2 separate regions of the Homo sapiens genome follow, and region 1 is linked to region 2. The links are chromatin loops, found by intact Hi-C in ENCODE. Cell type or tissue: B cell. All regions are shown on one strand. Links, peaks and the distances in the headings refer to the core of each region. The heading gives the core; the rest is flanking DNA.

Region 1 (15,812 bases), core at 3,572-11,571, 140 kb before region 2:
TCTGTCCTTTCGGAAACCAACTCTTTAAAATCTCACAGGTAGAAAAGGAGAGAGGATGTGAGATAAACAAAATTTTCACTGAAAACTCAGAGTTAGGTCTCCCATTCTTTCTAGGGTAGCCATGTCCCCTCTCTGGCACTTTTCCCCATTCACATTATATGGGTCATCTGTTTCACATTTAGATGATTGGAGTGTCTCCTTCCCACTGCAGCTTGTCTGCTGTTCAGTGGCACATTTGCAGACAAGATTCACATAGGCTTTTTGAAATTAAAATCTTGTGAGGGCCTGGCAGCTCCTGAGATGACACAAGAACCTCCCTGGGACTGCAGCCTAGGCTAGAACAGCCACATGGGCAGACCTGGGGAACAGCTTCTGAAACGTGCCCCACTGTGCTTCTGCTGGCCTGTGCTGCCTGGCAGATGGCAGCTGTCATTTATTTATTAGTGACCACTTTTGATGGAGCTTTAATTTTTGAATTAATTACACCCTGTGTTCCTTTCAGTAGATTTCCCCAAGAGGCAGTTACCTAGCAGCAATTCCTCCTTGCCGCAGATTAGATACTCTTGGCTTGCCATCCTTATCAATTCCTCCCGATACCGTCAGACCCAGGGTAGTGCCTTCCTTCTTCATCAGCTCGACGACTGTGGAGCCCTTGAATTCCTCTGTTAAAAGAAAAGCATTTGCCTTATTAAAATGAGAGTAGAATCACCAATGTCATTTCTCCTCCCCAGAAGTTCTTTCCACTTTTTCTTTTATGAGAAAAGATATTTATGGCCTCCTTCCATTGTAATTTGAAGAATATTTCATAAAGATGTGCATGCAGGTAATGCTGAGGCAGATATTCTATTAGAGGTTATGAAAATGGGCACTGGTGGGGTATTCACTCCAGGTTGACAATAGTCCAAATTGTCTTATGTACAAATAATATTCACCCTTTATTTTCTGCCATTCTCAGGTGACATTCTCTGGTTTCTCTCCTTGTAACTCCAATGGGAACAATTAAAAATTGTAAAGTACAGAATTAGAACAGAATTTTAGATGATAATACGAACATATATAGCACAGTGGCACACTCCAAGTTCATGGTATGTCTCAGGTTAGGAAGCCAACTGAAAGGAGAAGAGTGCTTTCTACAGGTTCTAGAAAAATATTATTGACTTTACTTTCTTTGTCTTTCAAAAACAAAGTATGATGGCTTATGTAACAATTCATGTCATTCTTGCAGAATATGTCACAGTATGGCAAGGCAGGATTGATCCTCAGAATTTCCAGGTAACTGACATAAATCTTTCATTCTCTGCTTACGAAATTTTAAAATTTCACAGATCTTGTGGGGATAATATCTATATAGCAAGATAGAACTCAACTCTTTTGATTTTAGTCAGAGCAGAAGGTAAGAAAACTGTAAGAATATCCTTCCCTTCAAAAATAAAAATGAGTAGAGTCAATATTTACCTTCCAGAGGCTAATTAGGATAAATGCTGTTTTAAAATTATCTGTGATGTTATTCCCCTATCTGCAAATATATTTTCTTGGTAGGGATGGGGAAATTGTCCAATTTTCCAACTTCTCCTAAATTAAGTTACACATTTCAGGGGTAATGAACTTCTAGAACATCAAAGACGCATATTAAAATGCAAAAACAAACTCGCTCTTTCAAAGTGAAATTTAAAAAAAGATTATTTGCACACCTTAACCCTTTCCCTAATTACAGTTATTTATAATGTTGAAAATATTTATAAATGTGTATCATAAAGGTTTTTAAATTGCTGCTGCTAGTACATTATCCTACTAGCCAATGAAAAAATGAAATTACATTAGGTAAGGAAACAGTATCTCAACTGATCTAGTGAGGAGAACAGAGTACTTGGGGGAAGAAGGCTGGGGACGGCAGGCTACTTATTTCCTCAGCAGCCTAGAGAATGTCCTTCAAGGCAGGGCTTTTGAGTTTGCCAGCTCCTGTGACTTTAACATCCCAGCATACCATCACTGGAATCCTGCCTTTTCATGGCAGTCTCATGACACTGTATACATAAGTCATTATCGTCTTTTAAAGTAGAAGCCAAGGAGGAGTCTGAGCGTGTATGATGTCAGCTTCATCTACTACATTTTGTATGACAGACCAAATAAAAATTGAAATTCAAGAATGAAAATTCTTGTCAAGTGCATGAAAGTACAGGACCTTTTACATCATTTACCAGAAACATCTGTAACAAAATTCTATCACTGTGTGCACTTCCCTTGTGCTACTTAAAACAAAACAAAGCAAACCCCAGAAATCTCATGAAAACATACGTAGATTCAACTGATATTGAAGACATCACCTTAATAAACAATCCCTCTAAACCCTTGCTGGCAGAAGGCTAGGTATAAATTTTTTTAAAATAAAGTTAATAATTAAAGTAACCAAAATGACATAGATGATGACCGTTCATATTAAAGAGATATAATGTGCCCAACAATTTTGCCAACAAAAAGATTCTCTGCATCTTCTTTAAATATGCAGAGTATCCTATATATTTAGACATCTGATTATAGAACTTTACATGTAGAGTTGGAAGCATAGTTTTTTTTAAGTGCTTATCTTAAAGGTCTATCCAATTTTCATGAAGAAGCAACTCTAAAATACTAACACCAGGCATGTGAGAAGTAAGTTTCTATTCATAAAAATTTTCCTTCTACTCCAAGTTTTCAAGGACATGCTTCCTGCATAAAATAGGATGCACGGGTACAGCCTTATGGGAGGCAGACAATGTCATTTTCTCCAGAAGGAACCCAGGTGCTTCCTGGGCTTCCGGCTGAATCCTGAAAATCTAGAAAAGCTCAATTATTTTAGTTTAATTTCATCATTATTAAAATATAAATTCATCGATCTGGCTACTTTTTCAACTGATACTTGTCAATTACCCTATCATTTAAAAACATTTCAAATGTTTTCCTAAGAGCTAATTTTAATAATGTGAAATTGAGAAAATATTCCTGCACCAGTTAATTGAGTAATTTGTGCATTCATTGATTCAAGCACGTATTGAATGCCTACTCTGAGCCAGACAATAAAACTCAAAGATGGAAAAAGCAAAGGCCATTATCCTCAAGATGGGCCACAGCCTAGTCAAAGAGGCAACGTCACAGACCACTGTACCATACAGCATGAGTTGTAGGGAAGCAGCCACAGAGAAGATGGTCCAGGCAACAACGTAGAGCGAAGGCCTGAGATTCCAAATGCACCATCTATTTTACAATTTTGTCTTCTAGCCAATCTGCTGTACTTATCGACCAGGGTTAGCTGAGCAGAGCAGACCAAAGAAGGAATATAAATTAGGCAAAACTCAGGAGTAAAGATAGAACATACTTGCAAGAAAATTTGCTGAATCGCAAGAATGGTAACTGCCAATAAGTATCTCTGGTCCCAGAAGAATTGACTAAATCTTTTATGGATGTTTCTGTAGGGGGTGGGAGAGAAGTGGTCAGGAGAGAAAGGAACCTGCTTTTGGAGTTTGCTTTTGGCTCACCTGAAGTCTCCACTTGGCTAATTAATCATTTAATACCCTTTTTGGTGTTTAATGTTTGCATAGTGATCTAACGAAGACAGAAGAAATGAAGACAGATGCATTCATTTGCATGAGTTCACTTATATATCAAGGCTTACTGAACAAACACTGTGGTAAAACAGTGGAACTTGGGCAAGTCAATATGTACTGATGATTTCTTTCTTTTGTGATTTAAATTGCAAATATCACTCCCTCAATTAAGAGGACCTTGTAGGGAGCACTGTACACTCTTTCAATTAGCAAGCAGCACAGGCAACAGATGATGTCTAACTAGTGAGGAAGGAAATGGTTCTGAATTTGACTTTTTCCTTAATCACCATATTTATTTATCTTAGAAAATAAATGGTATAGGTTTACAGCTATACCATTACTTACTCAACATAACTGAACAGAATCCCACTGATGAAATGAAATTTAGTTGTTTGCTGTTTTTCTTTGTGTTTGTAATTCAATCTTTTTAATTACTGAACTCCAGAAATTTTTAAGAAAAGTAACAGTGATGGTTGGCAAACACAAGAGAATTATGAAAAGTTCTTACGAACAAATAAGAATATTTAAAAACACAGATGGTTATACAATTAATATGCAGAAAACTATATCCTTTATATAGACAAACAACAGCCAGTAAAAGGTTATTATAGAAGAGAAGGCCCCATTTACAATAGCCAAAAGGTAAAATCCCTGGAAAAAACTTAACAAAACTGTGCAACATCTATATGAAGACAACTTTAAAGTGCTTCTGAAGGATATAAGATTAGAATAAATGAAAAGGCATCCCATTCATTCATTCAATAAGAACTGAGCACTTACTATGTGCCAGACAGTGTTTGAGGCATTGGAGATACAACACTGAACAAAATGGATACTATTCCTGCCATCTAAGAACTAATATTCCAGTGGATAGCATAAGTCAACAGAAAAAAGCATTGATTTTCTTTAATCAGTTGTATATCTATATAGTAGCAATGAACATATGTACCTTAAAATTAATAATGAAATATCATATATAATTGTTCAAAAAATGAAATTCTTAGGTGTACAAGTAACAAAACATACAGTACTTACATTGTGAAAACTAAAAAATGCTGTTGAAAGAAATTAAAGAAGGCCTAAATAATTGGAGAGACAAACATGTGCATGGACTGGGAGACTCAGCATAACAAAGACATTAATTCTTTCCAAATTGATATATAGGTTTAATGCAAACCTTATCAAAATCCCAGCAAAATATTTTGTAACTATAGACAAGATTATTCTAAAATTTATATGAAAGGGAAAGGAACAATTTTTAAAAAGAAGAAAGTGGGAGTATTTAGTCTACTCAATTTCAAAACTTACATAGTTAAGAGTAATAAAGACTGTGTGGTAGGCCAGGTGCAGTGGCTCATGCCTATAATTCCAGCACTTTGAGAGGCTGAGAGGGGAGAATCATTTGAGACCAGGTGTTCAAGAGCAGCAACACAGTGAGATCTCATCTCTGCATAATTTTTTTTTTTTTTAAATAGCTGGGCATGGTAGTGTGCACCTGTAGTCCCAGCTACTCAGGAGGCTGAGGCAGTAGGATCACTTGAGCCTGGGAGGTCAAGGCTGCAGTAAGCTATGATCATGCCATTGCACTCCAGTCTGGGCGATAGAGTGATACCCTGTATCAAAAATCATAAGTAAAACCACTGTGGTATTGATGGAGGGATAGACATATAGATCACTGGAACAAAACAGAGGACCCAGGAATAGACTCGCACAAATATGACATACTGTTTTTTGACAAGATGCAAATGCAATTCAATAGAGGAAAGGTAGCCTATTCAACAAATGATGCTGGAGCAATTTGACATCCACAGGCAAAATAAATAAATAAATCCCACAACTTGACCAGAGTTTCACACCTTGTATAAAATTTAACTCAAAATAAATCACAGTCAAAAATGTAAACCATAATATTATAGAAACTGTATGAAATATTTAGAAACTGTAGGAAAACAGGATAAAAATTTTAAGATCTAGGTTTAGCGAAGGGTTTCTAGACTTGACATAAGCATGATCCATAAAAGGAAAAAAAAATCAGCAAATTGGACTTCATCAAAATTAAAAATGAATGCTCTCTGCAAGACCTGCTTAAGATGAAAAGAACATCTACAGACCAGGAAAAAATATCTGCAAACTACATATCCAACAAAAGACAAAAGACTAGTATTTCAAATATACAAGCAACTTTCAAAACTCAACAGTAAAAAAGCAAACAATCTAATTAGAAAATGGGAAAAAGACATGAAATATTTTATTAAAGAGGATATACAGATGGCAGGTAAGTACACACGAAAAAATGCTCAACATTTTCCATTGGGGAAATGGCTCAAATTACTTAAAAATTAAAACTACAATTGATATCATTACACACTTATCAGAAAGGCTAAAATAAAAATTAGTGACAACACCAAATGCTGGTGAGGATGCAGAAAATTAGATCACTCTGACGCTACTGATGGGAATGTAAAATAGGACAACTACTCTGGAAAACAGTTTAGCAGTTTATTAGAAAACTAAATATGCAACCACCCTATGAGCCAGAAATTATACTCCTGGGCATTAATCCTAGAGAAATGAATGCTTTCATTCACACCAAAACCTGTAAGTGAATAATTATCACAGCCTTATTCACAATAGCAGGAAACAGAAACAACCAAGATATCCTGCAACAGGTAAATGGCTAAACAAGTGTGGTTTGTCTATACCACGGAATACTTCTCAGCAATCAAAAGGGTCAAACTAGTGCTACAAGTAACGACCCAGATCAATTACCAGAGAACTATGCTAAGGGCAAAAAGTCAACCCCAAAGATTTCACATTGTGTGATTCCATTTATTTAACATTCTTGAAATGACAAAATTATAGCACTAGAGTATGGGTTAGAAGTTGCCAGGGGTAAGGGCAGGAGGGAAGTGGATGCAGGTATAAAAGAGTAAAGGATTGATCCTTGTGGTGATGGATATGTTCTGTATCTTGACTCCATCCATGTCAATATCCTGGTTGTGATATTACATATAGTTCTGTAGATATTTCTATTGGGGAAAACAAGGTAAAGGATATAAGGAATTTCTATATTATTTTCTACAACTGCATATGAATCTACAATTATCTCAAAATTAGGAGTTTAATTTTTTAAAAAATGTCCCATCAGTGGGTATATGATTCAATTGGTCTGGAGTACGCCTAGGCATCAGTATTTGAAAAGTTCCTCCAGTGGATTCTAACATGCAGCTAGAATTGAGGAACTACTTGTGGTTACTTAAGAGTGAAATGAACATGTGTTGTTCTTTTAGTTTATATATATCTTTTTTCAAATGGCTAATAAGTTGTTAGGATAAAATATGAACTGTGTTGTTTGGACCTAACTACTTAGTAAATTGAACTAGTGGTATTTCATTTGGCCTGGAGGTGCTGTAAAAAATTCTGAGACACTAAAGGCTCTGTGGACTGAGAAAGTTTAGAAACTTCTGCCCTAGGACTTTATCTTGTTTTCATTCAGCTGGTGGAAGGGGAAAGACAGCTCTCTTGAAAGCCATTACTGGCCTGCTTATGTTCACATCCCAAGGGCAAGAACTTATTCCATCCATGTACACACATAAATTCAAAGGAGGCTGAGAACTAGAGTCTAAATAGAGACCCATGCAATGGGGGTAGGGTGGATATGGAGGGACAGGTACTGACTATGCCACCCAGAGGCAACACATGATGGACTAAAATACATCAGAGGCTATGTGGATGACATGGACACCAGACATATTAATGAGGAGGAATTTTCCGGAGTTAGAGACCAATTAGGATGTGGGAAGCATGGAAGTGAGTGAGGATCAAAAAGGCCCCAAGGTTTCCAACTTGTTTGATTGGTGGATGTTGACATCTGTCACTGAGAAAGGGAATCTAGAAAACAGGAAGTTTGTGTTGCTGCGGGTGATTGGAGTGGGGCAGGCACACTATATAATGTCATATAAGATAAATTTAACATTGAAATACCACAGAAAAACTTGGTCTTAAAATACTTTTCATCACACCTCAAAATGCTCTATAAGATCTTCACCACATGGCTGTAGCGTAAAAAGAGAAAGTACAATTTCAAAGCAACCACTAGAGGCATATTCAGCAAAACAGGCGAAGCTCTTTACTTCTTGAAGTACTATTAACTGCAGAGATTTTTAAAAATACTATTAACAGTTAAATAGAAATACTATTGGTGAAAACTCTGTAAAGTAAGTCACAAATTTTGAAATGCTGGTGTCAACAAGAGTGTTTTTTCCCTGCTGTATCTCCAGCATCTAGAATAGTGCCTGGAACATTCACAGGTCCTCCCTGGTAACTGCTGGATGAACGAGCACATCAGTCCCAAAACAGGGAATTATAATGGGGTGGTGAGCATCAGCTTGTGGCAAACAGAATTATTGCTGGACGGTGCAGAAGCAAAATGATAAAGGAGCAGAATCTGAACAGGAGCAGACAGAGTTATTTCCCTAAGCTTACTTGGTTGATTAATTGTACCAATGCCTTAGTAAGGGGAATTAGGGCACGCACCAGAATACTATAGCTATATCTGTGTACTACTATTGAAAAAAATATTATTGCTCATACTACAGTTTTATCTGTATATTACTTTTGGTGGTGCCACTAGGAAGTTTATTCCCCTCAGGAAATAAACAGATGCTTTTTCCAATACTCATTTCAAGCTCTTCCTAATATCCCCTGGTTCAGCAAAGCTGTGGGGATCAAAGCTGGGTTTCTGTGATGAACTGCTGCATTTTCAGTCTCAGTTTTTGCCACCCAGACTAGCAGAGAAAGGTTTTTGGGCATTTTCCACCTCTGTGTAGTGACATGAGGGATATACTAGAATTTTTCTCATCCCTTGGGAGTCTGAACATAAATTTGATCAGTGGCAGGGATGTACAGCACATAAATATTACCTGGCACAAATATTCATGTGAAACAAAATTATGATTGGGATTTATCTCATGCAGTGATGGGAGGGCTGGATTAATATCTGTATGTTTCCTATTGCACCTCCAAAGAAAGGGGATATACAAATATGCAGTGTCAAATACAAAAATATGTGACCCCTGAAGATATGTGATATATGGGTCAGGATTCTTTTAAAAATAGATTGAACAGAGATGTTGACTGTTTTTCTGGCATAACTGATTCAGGTATCAAATGCCTTCTAAAGCATTAAGTTAAAAAAAAATCCCTGCTTTTAAAATATGGCAATACGAGAATTGTTCCAATTTCTACTGCTCCCAAAATCAGTTATTTAATTGTCAAAATTTGCTATTAAGCTTTCCAATGTCAAACTTATTAACAAGTTATTTAGTTTTCACGGGTCTTAGTTTCCTCACATCTAATTTAGGGATAATAATGGTATCTACTTACAGAATGTGGTGAAATTAAGTAATACAATTCTTATAAGGAACTTATGGTAATAACCCACACAGTAAGTGTTCAATATATGTTAGCCAAGGTATTATTGTTGTCTTATTGTCATTATTATTGTTATTTGGATATTGGAAATTTCCAGATATGCAAACTGCCAATTTTCTACTATATTTTGATTGTTATGAATATAAGACAAAAGAATTAACAGTGGTATTTAACTGTTGGTGAAGTCACAGACTACTTTGAGAATTTAATGAAAGCAGTGAACGCTTGTCCCAGAAAAATTGTGTGCATTATTTCAGGGGAATTCATGAATTCCCCCTGGGGTTTATCCATATACCCTACTTTAGAAACTCTGACCTAGAAGATCAGGTTTGAGCAATGTGACAATCAAAGAACAATTTACGCTGGAGTGACATTTTATAATTCGTGTGTATGTTGGGTAGGGGGATGTAGAATAGCAAACAGCACCCACATCTATCAGTCACGTATTCCTACACAATCATCTGATAGTCTAAATAAAACCATGATGCAAGATATCAGAAACAGGAAATGGCTCACCTCAGTGAAACCGCCTCTCTTCCTAAGCATGATGGCCTGAGTGGTGGACATTTAAATGTAAGAGTTGATAAGGGCCAGGAGAAAGCACTGGGCAGGATATCTCGGAATCACACTTGCTTCAAGAGCCTCAGGCAGTTTTCCTTTGGAAAAACTTTCCATCTGTAATTTTCACTTGTAAGCTATTATAAAATCACATTGTTGACATGATTGAAAATCGGAGTTTACAAGTAAAACTGAAGCAATTGGCATGGCTATCTTTGAATTTAATTACTCTGATTTTCAATGTTCCCTTAGATAAGTTAACTACATTCTTACAACTACTTATGGACTGTTTTGTCCTAAAAACGTTTTTAAGCATTTATAATTGCCAGACTCTGTGGTAGAGGCTAGTATTTTGAAGACCAATAATCACTGCCTCTACCTTTCTGCAATTCACATTCTAAATGTCTAAGAGACAAACATCTAATAATTGCAATGAAATGTCGTCAGTCCATAGCATGGCCTGGGAGCCTGAAAGGGAATAACAGCTCAACGTATGCTGCTGAGAAAGTCCTCTATAGGCTACAGATGGCTATTTAGAGGTTTAAGTTCTTCTTTAGATGAAAGTAGAATATTTACTTGCAGTATTACTGTTGTTTCCACTTAATAGAGAAGTGAAGATACCAAGTATTGCTTAGCAAATTAATGAGCTATTTTTGGGAGGAAATCATTTATTTTTGCATGTATTTTTGGGTGTCCTTTTGGCTAGAATCCTTTTTTTTTTTTTTTTTTTTGAGACAAGGTCTCACTCTATTGCCCAGACTGTACTGTAGTGGTGCAATTTTTGCTTACTACAGTCTTAACTTATTGGGCTCAAGGGATCCTCCTGCCTCAGCCCCCTGAGTAGTGTGTGTCACTAGGCCCAGCTAATTTTTTAAAACAATTTTGTTGTTGTTGTTGTTGTTGTACAGATGGGGTCTCACTATGTTGCTTCGGCTGGTTTTGAACTCCTGGGCTCAAGCGATGGTCCTGCCTCAGCCTACCAAAGTGCTGGGACTACAGGCATGAGCCACAGTGCCAGGCAGGGCAGTATCTTATGTTGAATAACTATTTAAATATGAAAATCCAGAACTACTGTGCGGGGATTAGAATGATCAGATGTTCTGATCTGGGAGTCCAGCTGAACAACAAGGGATGGGAGCAGCTGGGTGGATAAAAAGAAAGAACACTCTGGAAGTGAAAGAAGATCCTGAGAAAGATATCAGGTAAGGCTGCACTACAGCTAGTGAGAGCTAGTCATTGCTGAGTTAGGTCGCTTAGTGTTTAACATAAGGGGCCAAATGTTGCATCTTCAAAGACAACTAAGAGGACAAGGCTTGAGGTTCCATTGTGCCTGAAAGGGAAATGGAGAAAGGATAAACTTCAACAAGAAATCAGACTTCTTAAATAATCAGGGCAAAGTAGAACTTAGAGCTACACTCACTTGGCCTTTTTCTTCCATGAATATCTAAGTACCCACGAATCTAACATGAGCTAGGAACCTGACTGAATAGAGAGATTAAAATGAAGAAATTTGTGATACTTTTAAAGACTATCCATTCTTTTAAAGCAGTTTATACTTTTCCAAGTATTCTTACATCCATTCACTAACTTAGCCTTCAGAAAAACTCTGTAAAGAAGGGCATACTACCATTTTATAGATTAGGGACACTGAGACTTGAAAATTAGGGTCCTTTCATTAGGCCGAACTTCATGTCTATTTTACGTACATGAAATTTCCGCCTCATGTAACTAAATGCTACAAAGTTTCAGACTCATCATACAGTAATTGTCAAACAATGGACCAAAAGAATGTATAGATGAAATACTTTTGAGAAAAGGGAAGAAAAGTAAAGCTAGCCTCAAGCAGACTCCAAGCCACAAGGGCACTAGTAAATCAGTCCTCATTTTGTCACAGATGCCTGTGCATCAGGGGCATTTATTTGATTGTCCCTTGTTTGATGAGACTTGATTCATTTCAAATAGAGGAACAGATGGAAAACTAATAGTGTAGTCACTGCAGATCACCAAGAAGCAAAGCATCTGGGGAGCCCTATGGACTTTCCATGGAGAAGCCATGGGCCTGCTGCAGTGAGTCAGAGCTTCATGAGAGCCCTACTCAGACCCACTGGAATTCAGAACTGGAGAAGGCTGTGCTGCCTATATCAAGGACAGCTCTCACACCCTGTATTTGGCTTTCTCTATCCTAACAGGGAGGGTACCATTCTCTCCTGGCCCCTCTCCTGGTCCCTTTCATTTCTTCTGCTCTACATGGGAAACCATTTTCTTGTCACAGAGAAATGTTCCCCATTGCAGTAAGCAGAAAGAGAATGAGCAGATAAAGCAGTCACTACTGTTTCCTCTTTGATGCCATCCATCCTTTTTATTAGTACCTCAATCACCTTATGTAACACTATCTTACCCAAGTATAACTATCTTCTAGCCTCACTCTGAGTTTGAAATGCTTTAGTCCCTCCCTCTCTTCCTCATTTCCTCCCTCCTTCCCTCTCCCTCCCTTGTTTCCCTCCCTATCTTCCATTGAATATCTATTGATAATTTCCTAAATTCTAGGCACTTTGCTATCTAGCAGTAAATGATGTAGACTTAGTCCCTGACCTCAAGGAATTTATATTCTATTAAAAAATACAGACCTTGGGAGGCAGAGCAAGATGGCTGAATAGAAGCCTCCACTGATCATCCTCCCTGCAGGAACACCAAATTTAACAACTATCTACACAGGAAAAGCACCTTCGTAGGAACCAAAAATCAGGTGAGCGATCACAGTACCTGGTTTTAACTTCATATCACTGAAAGAGCCACTGACAAGAGTAGGAAAAACAGTCTTGAATTGCCGATGCCACCCCTTCCCCATCCCGCATGTCTCATGGCACGAAGAATTTATGAGCTTGGGGGAGGAAAAGTGCTGTGATTTTGGGACTTTGCATTGGAACTTGGTGCTTTCCTATCACAATGGAAAGCAATACCAAGCAGAAGTCAGCCAACACCCATGGAGGAAGCATTTGGACCAGCCCTAGCTGGAAGGGAATCCTCCATCCCAGCAGTTGCCATGTGAGCTCCGACAAGCCCCACCACAGTGGACTAAAGTGGTTTGGGGCCCTAAATCTACTTGAAAGGCAGTCTAAGCCACAAGGACTGCAACTCCTAGGCAAGTCCTAGTGCTGTGCTGGGCTAAGAGCCCATTGACTTGGTGGGCATGTGACCTAGTAAGATACCAGCTGGGGTGGCTAAGGGAGTGCTTGCACCACTCCTCCCCCAAGCCCAGGCAGCACAGTTTGCAGTTCCAAAAGTGACCCCTTCCATCTTCTTGAGGAGAGAAGAGGGAAGAGTAAAGAGGACTTTGTCTTGCAACTTGGATACCAACTCAGCTACAGTCAGAGAGGGCACCACACAAAGTTGGGAGGTGTAGCTTCTGAACAAGATTTCTAGACAAAACCTGGGCCAAAACTCACTGCCTTGAAGGGAAGAATCCAATTCTGGCAGGTTTCATCAGCTTCTGACTTAAGAGCTCTTGGCCCTGAATAGTCAGCAGTGGTAGCCAGGTGTAGTACATGCCATGGGCCTTGGGTGAGAATCTGAGACATGCTGGCTTCAAGTGTGACCTAGCATATTCCCAACTGTGGTGGCCATGAGGAAAGACTCTGCTTGAGAAAAACAGAGGAAGAGTGAAGGGGACTTTGTCTTGCAACTTAGGTACCAGTTTGGCCACAGGGGAGTAGAGCACGAAGTGGGCCATTGGGGTTCCCATTCCAGGCCTTGGCTCATGAATGGCATTTATGGACCTGCTTTGGGCTAGAGGGGGGCCCACTGCCCTGAAGGGAGAATCCTGGGGCTGGAAGCATTCATTACAAGCTGACTGAAGAGTCCATGGACCTTAAGTGAACATCGGTGGTACTTTGGCAGTATTCCCCATGGCACACTGGAGGTGGTGGCCATGGGGAGAGGCTCCTCTGCCTGTGGAAAGCAGAGGTAGAGTGGGAAGGACTTTTTATTGTGCTTTGGGTACCAGTTCAGCTGCAGTAGAATAGAGCACCAGGTAGCTTTCTAAGGTTCCTGACTCCAGGACCTGGCTCCTGAATGCCATCTCTGAACCCATCCAGGATCCAGAGGAACTCTCTACCCTGAAGGGAACTCTTCACCCTGAAGGATGGCTGGTTCTGCTACTTGCTGATTATAGAGTTCTAGGGCCTTGAGAAAACATAGGTGGTAGCCAAGTAGTGGTTACAGCAGGCCTTAGGTGAGACCCACTGCTGTGCTGGCTTCAGGTCTGACCCAGTGCAGTCCCAGTGATAGTGGCCACAGGGGTGCATGTGTCACTCCTTCCCCATCTCCAGGTGGCTCAGCACAGAGACAGACTCTGTCTGTTTGGGAGAAAGTATGGCAAGACAGTAAGAGTCTCTACCTAGTAATCCAGATAATTTTTCTGGATCTTATCCAAAACCACCAAGATGATGCCTCTATGAGTCTATAAGAGCCATAGCATTACTGGGCTTGGGGTGCCCCCTAATGCAGATATGGCTGCAGTGACCAAAAAATTAGATTCCAACACCCACGTCCCTTCAAATACCTGCAGAGCTCTCCCAAGAAGGATGGGTACAAACAAGCCCAGACTGCGACGACTACAATAAATACTTAACTCATCAATGCTCAGACACTGATGAACATCAATAAACATCAAGACCATCTAAAAACATGACCTCATCAACTGAATAACATAAGGCACCAGGGACCAAACCCAGAGAAATAGAGCTATGTAACCTTTCAGAGAGAGAATGCAAAATAGGTGACTGGAGGAAACTTGATGAAATTTAAGATAATACAGTGAAGAAATTCAGAATCCTATCAGATAAATTTAACAAAGAGATTCAAATAATTAAAAAGAATTGAGCAGAAATGCTGGAGTTGAAAACATGCAATTGACGTACTAAAGAATGCACCACAGTCTGTTAATAGGAGAAGTGATCAAGCAGAAGGAAGAATTAATGAACTTGAAGACAGTCTATTTGAAAATAGAGGAGACAAAAGAAAAAAGAATGAAAAAGGAATAAGGCATGCCTATTAGACCCAGAAAATAGCCTCAAAAGGGCAAACCTAAGAGTTATTAACCTTAATGAGGATGTAGAGACAGATAGGGATGTAGAGACAGATATTATTCAAAGTGATAATAACAGAGAACTTCCCAAACCTAGAGAAATATATCAATATTTAAGTACAAAAAGGTTATAGAACACCAAACAGATTGAGCCCAAAGAAGACTGCCTCAAGACATTTAATAATCAAACTCTCAAAGGCAAAGGAAAAAGAAAGAATCCTAAAGGCAGCAAGAGAAAATAAACAAATAACATAGAATGGAGCTCCAGTAAATCTAGCAGCAGACTTTTCAATGGAAATCTTACAGGCCAGGAGAGCGTGGCATTACATATTTAAAGTACTGAAAGAAAAAAAACTTTTATCCTCGAATAGTATATCTGGCAAAAATTGCTTTAAGCATGAAGGAGAAATAAAGACCTTCCTAGACAAACAAAAGCTGAGGGATTCCATGAGCACCAGACCTGTCCTACAAGAAATGCTAAGGGGAATTCTTCAATCTGAAAGAAAAGGATGTTAGTGAGCAATAAGAAATCATCTGAAGTTACAAAATTCACTGGTAATAGGAAGCACCAAGAAAAACACAGTATAACACTGTAATGGTGGTATGCAAACTTAAGAAGAAAGACTAAATGATGAACCAATCAAAAATAATAACTATGACAACTTTTCAAGAAATAGCCAGTATGATAAAACATTAAAAAAAAAACAACAACAAAATGTTAAAAAGCAGGGGGACAAGTTGAAGTGTAGAGTTTTTGTTAGTTTTCCTTTTGCATATTTGTTTATGAAATCAGTGTTAAGTTGTCATCAGTTTAAAATAATGGGTTATAAGACAGTATTTGCAAGCCTTATGGTAACCTCAAATTGAAAACATACAACAGATACATAAAGTATAAAAAGGAAGAGATTAAAACATACCACCAGAGAAACATTACCACTAAAAGGAAGACAGGAAGGAATGACAGAAAAAAAAATAAGACCACAAAACAACCACAAAACTAATAACAAAATGGCAGGAGTAAATCCTTACTTATCAATAATAACATTGAATGTAAATGGACTAAATTCTCCAATCAAGAGACACAGAGTGGCTGAATGGATAAAAAAAAAGACTCAACTATCTGTTGTCTATAAGAAACACACTTCACCTATAAT
Region 2 (15,812 bases), core at 2,966-10,965:
AGGAAAAGGCATGTGTTTTGTGCCCACCTTTCCAGAGCACACCTCAGATTCATTCCTGGTGCTTCTGACAAGATCATAAGGACCCTGTTGTTCACCAAATATGAAGAAACATACAGCCCAGCTAGTTGTTCACTGAAGTCAGAGGCAGCAAGAGCAACAAAGAAAAAGGCAAAGTAAAGATGCTAAAATTAAAAATTTGTCTTGGTCTGTGTATGAAGGAAATACCAAATACACATTCATCCTGATAGTAGATTCTGGTCTAACATGCATAATTATAGCCTGTCAAGGACATAATGTATCTCTAAAGTAATTCATGCGTCTGTTTTTGGAAGCTCTAGTAATACATTGCTAAAAACTCTGTAATTCCATCTTCAATAGGGCTTTGTACTACAACAACCTCCAAACTAACCTGCTTGCTGTTCCAGCTGCTATTTTGATGACTTTCTTTTTGTGGCATAGGAAGGAGCTAAGTTTTCCATATTAAGAATGCATATATTAAAAACAAACTAACTACAAGACCTTCTTGCTGTTCCAGCTGCTATTTTGATGACTTTCTTTTTGTGGCATAGGAAGGAGTTAAGTTTTCCATATTAAGAATGCATATATTAAAAACAAACTACAAAGCCAGGCCAGTGGCTCACACCTGTAATCTCAGCACTTTGGGAGGCTGAGGCAGGAGGATCACTTGAGCCCAGGAGTTTGAAACCAACATGGGCAATATAGTGAGACCTTGTCTCTACCAAAATATTTTAAAACTCAGCAGGCTCATGTGATGGCACACACCTGTGGTCCCAGCTACTCAGGAGGCAGAGGTGGGAGGATTGCTTGAGCCCAGGAGGTTGAGCTGTAGTGAACCATGATTGTGCCACTGCACTCCAGCCTGGGTGAGACAGCAAGACCCTATCTCAACAAAACAAAACAAAACAAACAGACAAAAACAAAAACAAAAACCACTACAATAAAGCCTCCTCAATTCTAAGACACGTTACTCCTTCAAATAAAACTGTACTGACAATATTTTAAGGTATCCTATCGAGTATATATTAACATAATTATCTTTTCTGATACAATGAAGTGGAAATACTCTGTCACCCCTTCAAGCAATGTGTACTATGAGTCACCAAAACACATGCAATTAGGTGACAAATACTAACACCTAGAATATTTTAATCAAATATCACTAACTGTAATAATGGTGGAAAGTAAGGAAAAGGAAAATTAAACATGGGCAATAGGATGGTAGAGTTGAAAGATGTCTAAGGAGTCAGAAGCCTCAGGTTAAAATTCTAATGTAGTTACATATTGGCTGTTTCATCTTGGGTAAAAGTGACTGAGCACACCCCCTATGCCAGCCACCATGATGGGCCCTGGATGTAAAAAGGTGAAAAAAAAAATACAATTCCTTTGCTGGAAAAGTATATTCACAGGGAAAGTTCTAACTCACAATACTAAACATGTAGTTCTAAATTTTAACTTAAAAGCTACAGAACCCATTTATACCAAAGGTCAGTTAATCCACATGAATTGCTCATGCTTAAACAGCATCAAGGGCTCCTTCCTCTTCAGGGAATAACACCTTAATTTTCTCTTGCGGACCCACTCTCGGTCCATGTGGTGTGCATGGAGCTGGCACTCCCCTACGTCTACCCCTCCAGGTATGGGTATCAAGGCTGACTAAGTGGAACATACAATCCCTTAGTCACGGGGACTGGTCCAGAAATAGGCAGTCACACAAGCCATGCTAATGAGATGTAATCCCAGAACTTTTGTTAGAACTGCTGCAAAGAAGATAGTCTGCATTCCACTGGGAATGGCAGGCTATGTACTTGGAGTTGCTATCTTATCACCACATGGGAAAAGCTGACTTTGAATCATACCAAGACAGAGGAAAATAGAGTCGAGGGATGGAGAGTGACATATTCCTGGAGATGCCATTGGAACATCCGGATTCATCCATTTCTAAATCCCTAATACACCGGACTTAGTTACTTCGGTCAGTATGGTCTCCATTTTGCTAATTTAGTTGGAGTTGGATTTCTGTCACTTGGGATCAAAGAGTCTTGTCTAATACTCTTTTTTAAGCTTTAGATTCTTGATCTGCAAAATAAGGCAGTTGTGTCTCTAAAATTCCTTACAGTTCTACCATTCTGTTACAGTACTGAATTTACCAATTTCACTGGGCTGCTGTGATGATCAAATTAGATAATAAATAAGAAAGCACTTTGTCAATTTTCAAGTGCTTTACAAAGAGTACGACTGGCTATGAAAATAATATTCAAATATATGTGTATTTGTGTGTACACTGAAAAATTAGGAGGCTCCAGAGTCCATTCCATTTGTAATATAGTTATATAAGAAGCATAGACTCAGAAAACAACAAAGAAAAAGGTCTCACTCTTGTGCTTCTCTCTTAGGAAATTCACATTTTACCAAATCTCAAAGGTTTCTGCTCATAATATCTTGTCTTCCTAAGTTCATTACCAAAACCCAGAAGGGTCCTTTTCTTTCACTTAAAAAAACAGTGCCTATTATTTTCCACTTTATTTCCATAAAAATGACATTAAAGTGCTCCTTGGGGATGTTTTGCAAACACTTTCAATCACCAATCACTGACTCTGAAAAAAAAAAAAAAGGAAAGGCATTTTATTTTCCTTCAAAGGAGGAAACAACCCTCTAATAATGTCTAAAGGGGAAAAGGGCTCTATAAAAATGGGCGCCGTGAAAAACCATGGAAAAGATAAAAGAAGTCAGGGTTGAAGGACATTCTTCACTGGGTCTCTTCCTCTCATCAGGCACCTTCTTAACATCCAGGTGCACAAGCCCCCTGCAGTCTAGCAAGTACACCTTCCCTTTCAGGTCTGCACAGCTGCACAGTCAGGCAAGCAGCTACTAGAGGGCAGCAAAGGATCAGAAATGGGAGTGCAGGGCTCAGGCAGGCTGGCTGGGAACTGACCAGACGACCAAATTGAGGCCAGATACTTGAAGACAACCTCGGTCCAGTTTCCCATCAAAAGACAGGAAGGATCATGGGATCCCTCTAAGTTCTTAGATGAGTATAACAAAGCTTGTGTTGACAGTAATCCAAAAATTTAGCACAGTATCTGGTGACAGTAACAGAGGCCGAGTTGTCAAGAAACGAGGGGCACATGGGAAAGCCAAGGGGGAGCCGAAGTCCAGGAAAAGCAGGCGGAAGGTCAGGGGAACCTGGGTTCTGGTCAGAATTCTGGGAACCAATCAAGTCAATCATTGTCATTGTCATCATGATCATCATCAACATGGCTAGCACTCACTTACTTCTCTGTGTGCTAGCCATGGCTTAAGTCTATATATACATTTCAAAAGGCATATGCAGGAGAAACATTTTTACCTAGCTTTACTGAGGTGTATTTGGCATAAAATAAAAATTGTATATATTCAAGGTATACAACATGATGATTTAATATATATATACACTGTTAAATGACCACAATCAATTAACATATTCATCACCACTCAGCATTGATGTGGGTGTGACGGGGGTCATGAGGGTACTTAAGATCTACTCTCTTACCAAATTTCAAGTAAACAATACAGTATTATTAACTATAGTCACCATGCTGTACATTAGATCTCCAGAACTTATTCTTTTTGTAATTGAAAGTTCGTACCCTTTGATCAACATCTCCCCATTTCCCCCACTCCCAGACCTCTGGCAGCCACCATTTTACTCTTTTATGAATTGGACATTTTAATGTATTGTAATTTTAAAATTATTTATTTTTATTTATTTATTTATTTATTTTTGAGACAGGGCCTCGCTTTCTTGCCCAGGCTAGAGTGCAGGGATGTGATCATGGCTTGCTGTAGCTTCAGCCTCCAGGGCTCAGACAATTCTCCTGCCTCAGCCTCCTGAGTAGCTGGGACCACAGGCAAATGCCATCACACATGGCTAATTTCTTCTATTTTCTGTAGAGAAGGGCTGTCCCTACATTGCCCAGGCTGGTCTTGAACTCCTGGGCTCAAGCAATCCTCCTGCCTTGGTCTCCTGAAGTGCTAGGATTACAGGCGTGAACCACCACATCCAGCCAAATTTGACTTTTTTAGATTCCACATATAAGTGAGATCATATAATATTGGTCTTTCTGTGTCTGGCTTATTTCACTTAACATAATATCCTCCAGGCTCATCTATATTGTAGTAAATGGCAGGATTTCCTTCTTTTCATTGCTCAATAATATTACACACACACACACACACACACACACCACATACACCATATTTTCTTTATTTACTCATTTCTTGATGGACACTTAGGTTGTTTCCACATATTGGCTACTGTGCAATTAACACGGAGGGTACAGGTGTCTTTTCAAGATGCCGATTTCATTTCTTTTGGATATATACCCGCAAGTGGGATTACTGGATTGTTTAGTACTATTTTTAATTTTTTAGACCAAGCACGATGGCTCATGTCTATAACCCCAAGAATCTGGGACGTCAAGTCAGGAGAACCAGCTGAGCTCAGGAGTTTATGACCAGCCTAAGCAACATAGCGAGACCTTGTCTCTAATAAAAATTAAAAAAAAATTTTTTCAAAAAATTTTTTTTAATTTTTATTAGAGACAAGTTCTCGCTATGTTGCTTAGAAAAATTAACCAGGCATTGTGGTGTGTGCCTGTAGTCCCAGGTATCCGGGAGGCTAAGGCAGGAGGATTGCTTGAGCTCAGGAGTTTGAAGCTGCAGTGAGCTATGATCCTGCCACTGCAGTCCAGCCTGGGCAATAGAGCAAGACCCAGTGTCAAAAACAAAACAACAAAACAAAAAAACCTCCATACTGTTTTCCATAATGGTTGCACTAATTTACATTTCCAACAACAGTGTAAATAGGTTCCCTTTTCTCCATGCTAGCCAGCTATGCTATTTGCTCAACCCAAGAAATACAAGAATTAGTCAAGGGTAATTTTCATTTTATGAGATTTTTGTTTCATGCTTTAACTTCAGAACTAACCTCCACCACTCAACTCCAGTGCAACCACTACTAAATTCAATGACTTCTAAACCAAACCTTATTTGTCACTTCTCATAGTCAAGGTTTTTCTTTAAGGAATGTGCCTTCAGTCATTTGTATCTGTGGTCCTGGTGGAAGGCAAAAGCACAAACTATTAGAAACATTGGGTTTGTTCAAGTGCTGTGATTTGTGCTTAGGCTGAATAAGAAAAACTATCAAATGAATACACTAGAGGTTTCTTCCATAAAGCAAAGGGAAAAGTCTAAATATTTCATTAAAAATACAACAGGGAGGAATTTACTTTCAAGTTTTTACAAGGAATTAAAAAATACATATACTTTTCCAAAGTTAGATCCATCAACTTTTACCTTTCTTGTTATATAGATCTCTGAATGGTTCTTAATGGTTGCCTACGTTATCAAGCCTGGAATTCGACAATGCTCCCACCATGCCCTTGTCCACTCATTCTTCCGAAAGTTTGGTTCTAAGTCCCAGTGGTGAATGAAAGTGTCCTCTTTACAAGCATCTTTTATTCTAAAGCTACCTTTCTTTTGCCTTTATATCTAATACTTTATTTTTAGAAATGACATTAAAATTAGTCCCTAGGAAGAGAGTCCTTCCATAGATTCTCTCTCTTAACTTGTTTGCGTAGGGAAATGCAGGCGCTTAATTGATCAAAAGGGACTCACAGAAGGATGAACTATTTTGCAGAAGCATGCTAATGGAAATGCACCAACCGCTAAGACCCACTGCTCACAGGAAGCATCATAAAACTGGTGAGCTGATGGAAGTGCAAAGCTGTAAAGTAACAGCCAAATTTATCTTTTTTTAAAAAATAAAAGGTATCTTCCAAGTAGAAAATTAGAGAACCATTTGATATAATTCACTGCATTTGACAGCTTTGGAGTAGATTTATACCCTGCTTTTTTCCTCCCACCTTCAGTTTTCCATTATCAATCTCTCAGCAGGGTTTGGATTTCAGCATTGGCACCAATAGACAGAACTGGAAACAAGTGCATTCTGCAAATCACTGCATGCTCCCATGTCATAATCTCAATTCTCATTCCTCAGATACAGATTCTAGGTTGCAGCTGCAGATTAAAGTCAATTCTCTAAAATTACAACTGTAATTTCTCACTTATTTCAGGAGTTCCAATTGTGTAACCCTGTAGGAAGTTTCACTCATATGAGGAAGTTCAAATGAAACAGAAATTTGAGTGGAGAATTAAGCTGTCCCTTCCTTTTTTGGCACTGCGTCTACATGGCATCTTACAACTCTTTGATTGCTGTGATGACAGGCAGGGCCAAACTAGTCAGGAGACAAAAGACAAGGCCATCTATCACCATTATTTGGAAATTTCATCTAGCAAAGGATTTATGATCTGTTCATTTTGGAGGAGATTTAAAAAAAAACAAAGATTGAATAAAGTATGTCTGGTGATACATGAAAATGAGATGATGAGATGGATTTTACAGAAGACCTGGGGCTGACTGCATTTGGTCAGAAGTGCCACATTGTCATGGCAGAGAGGAGGGGATTTGTCTAGGACCACTGAGCACCACAGCTGAGAGTTCTTTGAAAAACAACCAGTACCCAGAGTATCCCAGAGGCAGTCAGGACAGCACAGTGATAAGAGTGTGGGCTCTGGGACCAGACTGCCTGGGTTTGAATCTAGGAAATGAGCTACGACAAGTTACTAAATATTCCTGTGCCTCAGTTTCTCTAGCTACTCATAGGATTATTACAGAATTATTTCGTAAGTCATGACTTGTGCTGAGGAGTCCTGACCTAGAACAGTACCTAACATATAACAAATGCTGGAAACCACTGTAACCTAACTTCATAGGGTGTTGAGAATGTTACAGGAGTTATGAATAAAGTGTTTAGGATAGTGCTTGATACATAAAAAGTGCTAGGGTGTTAGTCATTATTACTATGAATGTTGTTATAATAGTAACCAATAATTAGTAGTACCAGAGTTCCTTAACATAGTATGTCCCAAGAGAGCCAGGTCATGAGCTTATGAATGACAGGGTGATGTCTAAACTCAGGTTATCAAACTGGCAGCTCCAGGGCCACACGTGACCTGTAAGTACGCTCGTTTTGCCTGAGCTATGTTTAGAAATGTTTTAAATTATTTGCACACTTCAGAAATGTCTATAGTTTATTTAAAGTTATGGGTTTGTGGATTCTCTTTAAAAATCAAGAGCTCATTTCACATTGGGCCTGCATTCCCGCATGCAACTCTCAGTTGGGGCTGGACAATGGTGGCCTCTTTGGATATTTGGGGCATACATTCTCCAGGTCACCCCAGTCCCCACTAGGGTTCCTTCATTCACTGTTATCTGCCTGGCCCTTGTAGGCACCTGAGTTTGCTGTCCTTCTCCCTTGAATCTATTTTAGGCCTTCCGGGGTGATATGCTCTCAGACAGAATTTTTTTAAACACATTCTGGGCCCATCTGAGAATATGATTTTACTGGAGCTCTCCCCGGTAAAATGTACACAAATTTATATGCTCACATGACAACTGCAAGTGGACCACGGACTCCCTAAAGCCCATTCATGAAAAAATTTCCTGTTTTATGGGTCTATTCATGGACAAGAAAATTCCATTAATCCTCATTCTTCATTAGATCACTATTGTATCAAGGCGAATCCCATGATTTTAAAAATAGAAATTATACAGATACATAAAATGAAGGACTATGCTCAGGAAGAGTAAATCCTTTGAACTGATGATAAATTTAGTGGTTGATTTGATTGCACTCAAATTTGGCATCTTTATAACAAAACACCACACCAACTTGCTATCTAATTTCACCTCCTAAACACTTCTCAATTCTGCTACCTCTTCTCCAGATTTCTTAGCACTCTCAGGGCCACTGCCAGCCCAGACGGTACTATTATGAGCATCAGAAACAGCATCTCTTCCTCAAGACATTTTACTGCCATCTGCTGGGGAAAATGTGTCATACTAACTACATAGATTCATCACATCTAAGATGAGAATGCCACATACTAGACAGGGGTCCTTGAGGAGTGCACACCTGCAGAACAGTTTCCAGCATGATTTGAGTTGTGAGCATCCCTGACATGGGCTAAGCATTTCTACTTGAGGCCATTATCCAGAGGAGGCAGCAGAGAGTGGCCATTATGAGCTTTGTAGTTTTGAGTTTTTAAAAAACTTTTTTATTTTGAATTACTTTTAGACTTAATGAAAAGCTGCAAAAAAATGTGGAAACAGAGAGTTTCCACATATCCTTTACCTCTTCCCCAAGGAGATTTCATCCTATAATAATAAAAACAAGGGTTTGAATCATGATTCTGATAGGATCTTGGCAGATGGGCACAGTGCCAGCTCACAGTAAATGCTCAGTACGTATTATTATATGTTGTTATCATCTGCTAGCATCACTTTCCTTAACTATAAATGAAGATAATAAAAATATCTAGTGTGAGGATTATGTTACATTATTAGTAAAGTATTTAGCATAGTGCGTGATAAACAGTAATACTATTATTGATATTGCTGGTGATATTAACTTATTATTTCTGAGGTCTAATATTCTTCCCCAACCCACAGTCACCTAGTACACTGACATCCTGGTTTTCTAAGTATAAAATTATAAGTCATTACTATTCCTGAGATGCTTCCATATCCCAGGGAATAGATGCTGGTAACCAGTTCCCGGATTACCACAGTAGACATCCCAAAGATCAGGAAATACCCAGAGCCTAAGGGCAGAGCTAGTTGCAGGCTGAGGGTATGGCTAAGTGAGATCTCCTTTTGTGTCTTATCTGAGGTCCAACATCTCTCTGAAGCACTAAAGTCTTACTGATAACTGTTGTTGTTATAATTTCATAAAACAAAGGCAAATCTTTTTAAAATAAGGAAGAAAGCTTTTTATTCCCACTTCCAAATCATCTGTCTCTAACCAAGTCATAAAGACCATCAGGCTGCCAGTGCAGTACGATGTGTTAGATGTTCAACAGGAGTTCCTAGAACAGGCTCTACCTCCTCTGGGTGGAGAAGTGGGGCTGACCATGTGTGAGGAGGAGCCTTGCTCATAGGGGGAAGACACTTTTCTCAAAGCACTCCTCAACTGCTGACCCAGCATGCAATCTAACCTGTTTTTTTTTTTTTTATGGCATCTGTTTACACAAATTCTGACCAGGTGGCAAATTCTTCCCCTCTCCTGTCAGCCACAGTATGCTGGACAGAGAACACCTGTTCCAGAAGTGGACTGATTAGCCCAAGGTTGGGATACACAGCACGAGCTATGGGCCACACGAGAGGAGGAGATCCTGTGACTTGTCGGTGGTTGGCTCCACTCCTCCTCTTGGCCCTAGTCCATGTCTACCACTAATGGGATTGATCCATGGGCATAAATCTGAAAGCCCTTGCTAGGCAGGTAGGAGGTTATCTTATCCAAAACTGCTACAGTGTTGTTGCTAGCTGAAAGCAAATGTTTCAAGCACTGGGGAGGGAACTAGAGGTACAAAATTGAGGTTGATAATCTTCGTTTTTAAGGAGCTTCTTGGGGAGGGCATTGGTGAAGGTGATAGAATGGAATAAAAATATCACTTAATGAATATCTTTTCTGCAATGTCATTTACATATGCAGGGTATCTTTAAACAAGTAACAATAATTCAGTGGAATATCAGCTTTATTGATACTATCAGTAGGATGTGTGGATGCAAAAGGGAGAAAACAAATTAGTGAGAAGAATGGATAAATGAGGCAGTAGGAAAGGTTCACAGAGGAGGTGGGACTGGAGGTGGATTGTGAAGGATAACTAAGAGTCTGTCCATGGTGGAGCAGGCAAATATTCCAGGAGAAGAAAGAACTGGTAGCATGGGGCAAATGGGAATGAAGCTTGAAAGAAAACGGAAAAACTAAATGAAGAGGGGAAGAGAGAATCAAATCACAATATAGGCATAAAATGGAATAAGCTAATGATTAGCAAAATTACTATTATCTCAAAACCCCATTTTTTTTTTAAAGGACAACTCATAACACTTACCAGCTGTGCCACTCTTTAGGGTACTTTCACATCTCAAGAATGGTCCTTTGACCCAGTAGACATACAGAAACACAAGTCAACCTATTCATTTCTCTCAATCTACAGAAAACTCTAGCTCTGCAAGCTCCTTGTCATTTGAAGAATTTGATTCCTGATGAGTAAGTTGCTAGCCTAAAGAAAAATACCAATCTAAACATTATTAAGGACAGTGTAACAAAGAAGACATTCTACAAATTCTTTATTCCTGATAGTCATAAAGAGGCTACAAAGAGAATGAGTTAGAGAAAGGTGGAACATACTCAGCATGAAAAAGAAATTTTAAAAAGAATTATGGTTAGGCCAGGCGTGGTGGCTCTCGTCTGTAATCCCAGCACTTTGGGAGGCCGAGGCGGGCGGATCACAAGGTCAGGAGATCGAGACCATTCTGGCCAACACAGACCCCGTCTCTACTAAAAAAAACAAAAAACAAAAAACAAACAAACAAACAATTAGCTGGGCATGGTGGCGGGCACCTGTAGTCCCAGCTACTTGGGAGGCTGAGGCAGGAGAATGGCGTGAACCCGGGAGGCAGAGCTTGCAGTAAGCTGAGATCGCACCACTGCACTCCAGCCTGGGTGACAGAGCAAGACTCTGTCTCAAAAAAAAAAAAAAAAAAAAAAAAAAAAGAATTACTGTTATAGATTTTGTGATCCAAGAGGGATGTTAGGCAGCCTGCACCTAATAGAATTTGGTAGATGCAAAAAAAGTTGCTTGTTGAATAAATGACTGAATGTTCTACTTCAGTGGTTTATAAACTGTGCTTCCCAGAGGTGGTTCTGGGTTCTGTAAAGCACAAAGTAACTTCTGTACAACAGTGAAGTTTCAAACTACTCTGAAGACAAGTGTGATCCCAGTGCCTGACATATAGCAGGTGCTTTATAAACATTTGGTAGTGAATGAATGAAGGAACAAGCAAATGTATTAATGGATAGAGGAATGGAATAGTTTGAACTTTAACAACCATGAACAAAAGGACTAAAATCTAAAGGGAAAAAAGACCAATTTTCCTTCTCTCCTGACCTATCTCAAACTCCATCCTTGCTGTAACTTATTTCCTTTTGCATCAAGGGAAATATAAAAATGACAATGACCTTTCCCTCACATCAGAGAGAGGTGGAAAGAATAAATATGTTAATATGTGCAAAGCTTCCAGACTTCCTTAGAGAGAGCCACTACAGGTATTAATTTAATTATTATGAGCTTCTTGCAGAAACACAGCTGTTACACCTTTAAACAAACCATTTTTGATAATATTTCAGTTATCTTCAAACAGAAGGCAGAATGGGCTAGATAACCATAGGGAAATGGCCGACAACACAAATGCACCTGGCCCTCAGCTCCAGACTCACTTGGGGCTCAATTTGGGGCAGTCACACATTTGAGACTACTTTTTAAGATACTTTTGGTTTTGTGGTGAAGGGCTGAGAAGCGTGCTAACTGGCTGCACTGAGCTGAGTCAGGCACAGGGATGAAACTGATGCCTCTTTCTCTGTCCATAGACAGCTCCAAATCTGAACTAAATTCCAGGAGAGAAGGTGTAAGGAAGTGAAAAGCAACAGATTCGAAAGTATTTTTAGTGGGTTACTCTCTTTGTAGGAAGTTCTGGCCTTATTCAAACTATGTTTCTCATGTCTATATATTAGACAAATGGCTCTAATCAGCAAATGCAAATCAAGACCCCCTCAACAAAGCGAAGTGCAACAAGAATAAAAGCTTATTGATCCTCTTGTTATCGATCTGGACCATATATCTAGATTTCTCTGTATTCTACAACTAGAAAAAATCTTCAGTATGCAGTATTAAATACAGAAAAGAATTACGGTTACAGTATTTGTGATCCTATATTTGTAGAAAGCAATATGCTTTCTACAATATTTACAACAATCAGAGATTAGGAGCTTGAAAAAGAATGGAGCACATTGCTAAATGAGACTTGTGCCACCAGATATGGAGGTTCATGAGATTTGTCTCAAAATTCTTCTCTTCAATCAATATGTATCTAGACTTGAACATGCACTGAAAAGAATTAACATGTCAAAAATGTAACCAGGAGTGAACAAAGTAACTAAGATCACAATTAATTGTACTTAATTTAGAAAGAAAGTGTTTTTTACCTGTCAACTATGGGGAAACATCACTTTTTAGTATCAGGACGCCTTGTGTTTTTAAAAAATATTTGTTGAAGAGTAAAAGCTGTACCTGTGCCTTATTTTCATTTGCACACAGGATGTAAACACTTGAAAGTTCCACCATGAACCCACATTCTACACACGCAAGGCAGAACTTCACAAATGCTTCCCAGGACAGCTCTTTTTCAACTATTTCCTATTTGTCAGTTTGGCCACCAACCCGCAAGTCTCCTAGGCTAGAAATCTCGGCAGAGTTATTTTCTCTTTTCTTGCCTTCCTCCTTCCCTGTTTCTTGTTTGTTCGGTGAAGATAATAATAGTCTGGCCCCCCACCTCCTTTGTTGGCTCTAGGGTGGTCCTCCCACCCCATCCCCTCCAGAGGTTAATATGAATCTACCTATCGTATCTAGCTGCTCTGGAAGCCCAGTAGGTGGAAGCACCACTCAAGTCCTCTACCAATGTTACCATAACAAACTTGGTTATTTCTTTCTTTGACTTTTTAAAGCACAGTTTCTGGAGTAAGAAAAACTGTTCCTACTGTATGATTGTGGGCAAACTCATATTTTCATAAGTGGGGAAAACAGCAGCCTCTACCCTTGCAGCGTTGTTGGGAGGCTTAAGTGAAGTTCTCAGTCATGCAGCAGGCTCAGTAAATGCCAGCTGTTGCTACCATTACTATCATCTCCTGTCTATTCTCTTCTCACATCATCCAGCCCTCATCCACACCCACTTCACACTAGGTTACCACATGTGTCCCACAAGCAGATACTCATGACTAAACACCATCTTTCCCTTGGAGTACTGGATACTGGATACACAAACACAAGGAACAGCCTTTACTCTTAAGGAGGGTAAGTCTAGTGTCCCAGACAGACATATATAGATAATTAAAAGCAAAAATGCAGTAAGTTAGTACCTGGTGGGGCTTCTGTGGTTCAATAACTAACATTTCTTCTTTCTTATCAAAGGTCAGAAACAACAGAGAGTGATATGGCTTGGCTGTGTCCCCACCTGAATCTCATCTTGAATTGTAGCTCCCATAATTCCCATGTGTTGTGGGAGGGACCTAGTGGGAGATAATTGAATTATGGGTGCGGTTTCCCTCATACTGTTCTCATGGTAGTGAATAAGTCTCATGAGATCTGATGGTTTTATAAGGGGTTTCCCCTTTTACTCTTCCATTTGCTCTTGACTGCCACCATGTAAGACATGACTTTGCTCCTCATTCGCCTTCCACCATGATTGTGAAGTCTCCTCAGCTGTGTGGAACTGTGAGTTCATTAAGCCTCTTTCAGTCTTGGGAATGTCTTTATTATCAGTGTGAGAAGAGACTAATACAGAGAGGTATATAATGGAATCAGGCAGATGGCAAGCAAAATATCTCCTTTGTTACTAATAAAGCTGATATTGAAGAAAGTGGCTTAGTATGAGAGTTCAAAGGGCTGAATGGCACATCCTTACTCACAGGGACTTAAGCTGCTAATGTCACTAGCAGTGCTGAACAACCACATCCACCTGCATGAGGCCCGCCCTGTAGAATGAAGGGCGGGAAGGAGTCAAGGAGTACCAGCTCCCAAAGAGAAGAGAGAGGGAGGAACTGAGCATCACAAAGGAACACATTAGATACCTGAGTCCACCTCCTGGGAGGGGCAAGTCAGGGACTAGCATCATGCAGCAAGGCAGGGAGAGCTTCTCTTCTTCTGCCCAATCATTAGAGATTCAGAGTATTGTAGTAGCAGCAGAAGTGAGTATACAACCCAGATTGTGGTGGGGGCTGGGGGAAACCAGAGAAGGAACTCCTGGGGGAGTCTCAAAGGATAAACAAACGTTAGGAAAATAAAGTTAGAGAAAAGGGGAAAGATGTTCCAGGCAGAGGGAAAAGCATCAGTGAAGGAATGGATCTGAGGCATGGTGTGATGTATGCTGGAGCAACAGGTGCTTTGACATTTCTGGGGTTTTACTAAAAGTTCAGCCTGGGAGTGGCAAAGCATGAGGCTGGGGAGGTAGGCAGGAAAGGGATGGGCTGCGGAGCACATAGAGTGGCATGTTAGAGAGTGGGCTTTATCACAGGTGATGGGAACCAGTGCCAGTGGCAGCTTTTTTTTTTTTTTTTAAATTAAGATTTGGGGTTTCACCACATTGCCCAGGCTGGAGTGCAGTGGCTAGTCACAGGCATCATCACAGCTCACTGCAGCCTCAAACTCCTTGGCTTAAGTGATCCTCCCGCCTCAGGCTCCTGAGTAGCTAGGATGACAGGTGCATGCCACTGTGCCTAACTCAGTGAAAGCTTTTACCCAGAGACTGTGTTTTAGACACACTGCTCTGGTGGCTGCTAAGGATAGGCTGGGGGGGAGAATATCAAGTTAGCTTGGAGGATATTCTAGTACTGCTAGCAAGAGATGACAGGGGCCTGAACCAGGATGCTGGTATCAGGGAGCAACAAGACAGGAGGGATTTGAGAAATATTTTGGAGGTATGACTGACAGAACTTAGGAAATGCTTTATTGCTGTCTGAGGCTTTCTGGCTCCATGATGTCCTCTTTCCAACCCATTCTGAATCCCCCACGGGCTGCCTAAGGTCCTGCTATGGGTCAGCCACTATGCTATGTGCTTGACCTACATGTTCATCCTCAGACTAACCTCATGAGACAGGCTAACCTCATTAATAACTCCTGTCTGGCAGAGGAGGAAACAGGTTTGGAAAAGGGAAATCTAAGAAGACCTAGTGAATAGAAGATTGGGTTGGAATTCATATCTAGGTAGTCTGACTCCAAAACCCGTGCAACTAATAAACACAAACCCTCCCTTTTCTACACACATCCATTATGGTCCTACTCCTCTACTACTTTCCCCTATCACTTGAATTCCAAAGTGTTCTTCTGGGACTCCTCTGCCTCACCTTACCCCTTCCTCCTCTTCATAGCTGCCTCTTAGCCATTGCTTACTCTGATGCTTTTCCTTTGAGTAGCTCCAAGCTGCACGAGTACTTTAGCTCAACTACTTTAGTAGAATTACTTTAATAACACAAAAATACATTTATTTTGTCAATAGGAAATATATGTACAAGGTACAAGACATAAATAATGTAACTGGAAATACAGTAAAAAAAAGTAAATCCTCTCCAAGATCCTTTCTCCAGAGGCAACTACTGTTATCAGTTTATGAAATACATCTGGAAAGATGTACAAGAAACATACCAGAATAAATAACTGCAAGCTCTTTAGGCTGCCCATAGAAAGGCTTCTCCAACTTCTACCTTCACCACTTTTTTCCTCCTCTGGATTCCTCCTATTATCCACAGTGCAGTGCCCCAGAATTCAGCACACAATTAACCTCAAGTTGTTTCATAAATATAAGCCATGTCTCCTTAACAGCAATGGCTCTTACATACTAATCTGAGCATTAGACACACAGTAAGTGTTCAATAAATACCTGCTGATCAATTAAGCTTCCTTGAGTTAACCCTACACTTGCTTAAATGGCGTATTTCATGCAAACCTTTAGCTGAACCCATTCAAACAGCCTTTACAATGATTACTTTTGCAGTAGCTATATACTTAATTGGTCCTCACTCTCTTTTTAGAACTCTAACTGTACAAGCAGTTGAAAGAGTGATTTTTTAATGGATGCT

What was found. Hi-C counts contacts between places; a loop is a spot of excess contacts. Peaks named below come from ENCODE experiments on the same cell type or tissue, not always from the same donor. Only the 100,000 strongest peaks of a DNase experiment are listed, where the experiment ranks them.
Region 1: it touches region 2 in a loop (9-fold over the local background); 3 of 110 quality-filtered maps call a loop at or near these places.

Annotation. Positions count from the first base shown.
Region 1 is chr12:66,541,289-66,557,100 of GRCh38, forward strand. GRIP1 (glutamate receptor interacting protein 1) reads right to left here. Exons shown (of 25, transcript NM_001366722.1): 3 at 527-662. Among named protein-coding and RNA genes, the nearest start is that of GRIP1, 130 kb to the right of the region's middle. In B cell, for the core only: CTCF peaks have their summits at 7,701 and 8,134; no DNase peak of the experiment used is centred there; H3K27ac peaks cover 1,061 bases.
Region 2 is chr12:66,686,154-66,701,965 of GRCh38, forward strand. It overlaps a transcript of GRIP1 not described here. Among named protein-coding and RNA genes, the nearest start is that of GRIP1, 15 kb to the left of the region's middle. RefSeq lists silencers at 2,939-2,988, 7,756-8,050. In B cell, for the core only: CTCF peaks have their summits at 7,938 (motif pointing left) and 8,142; a DNase peak (open chromatin) is centred at 7,938.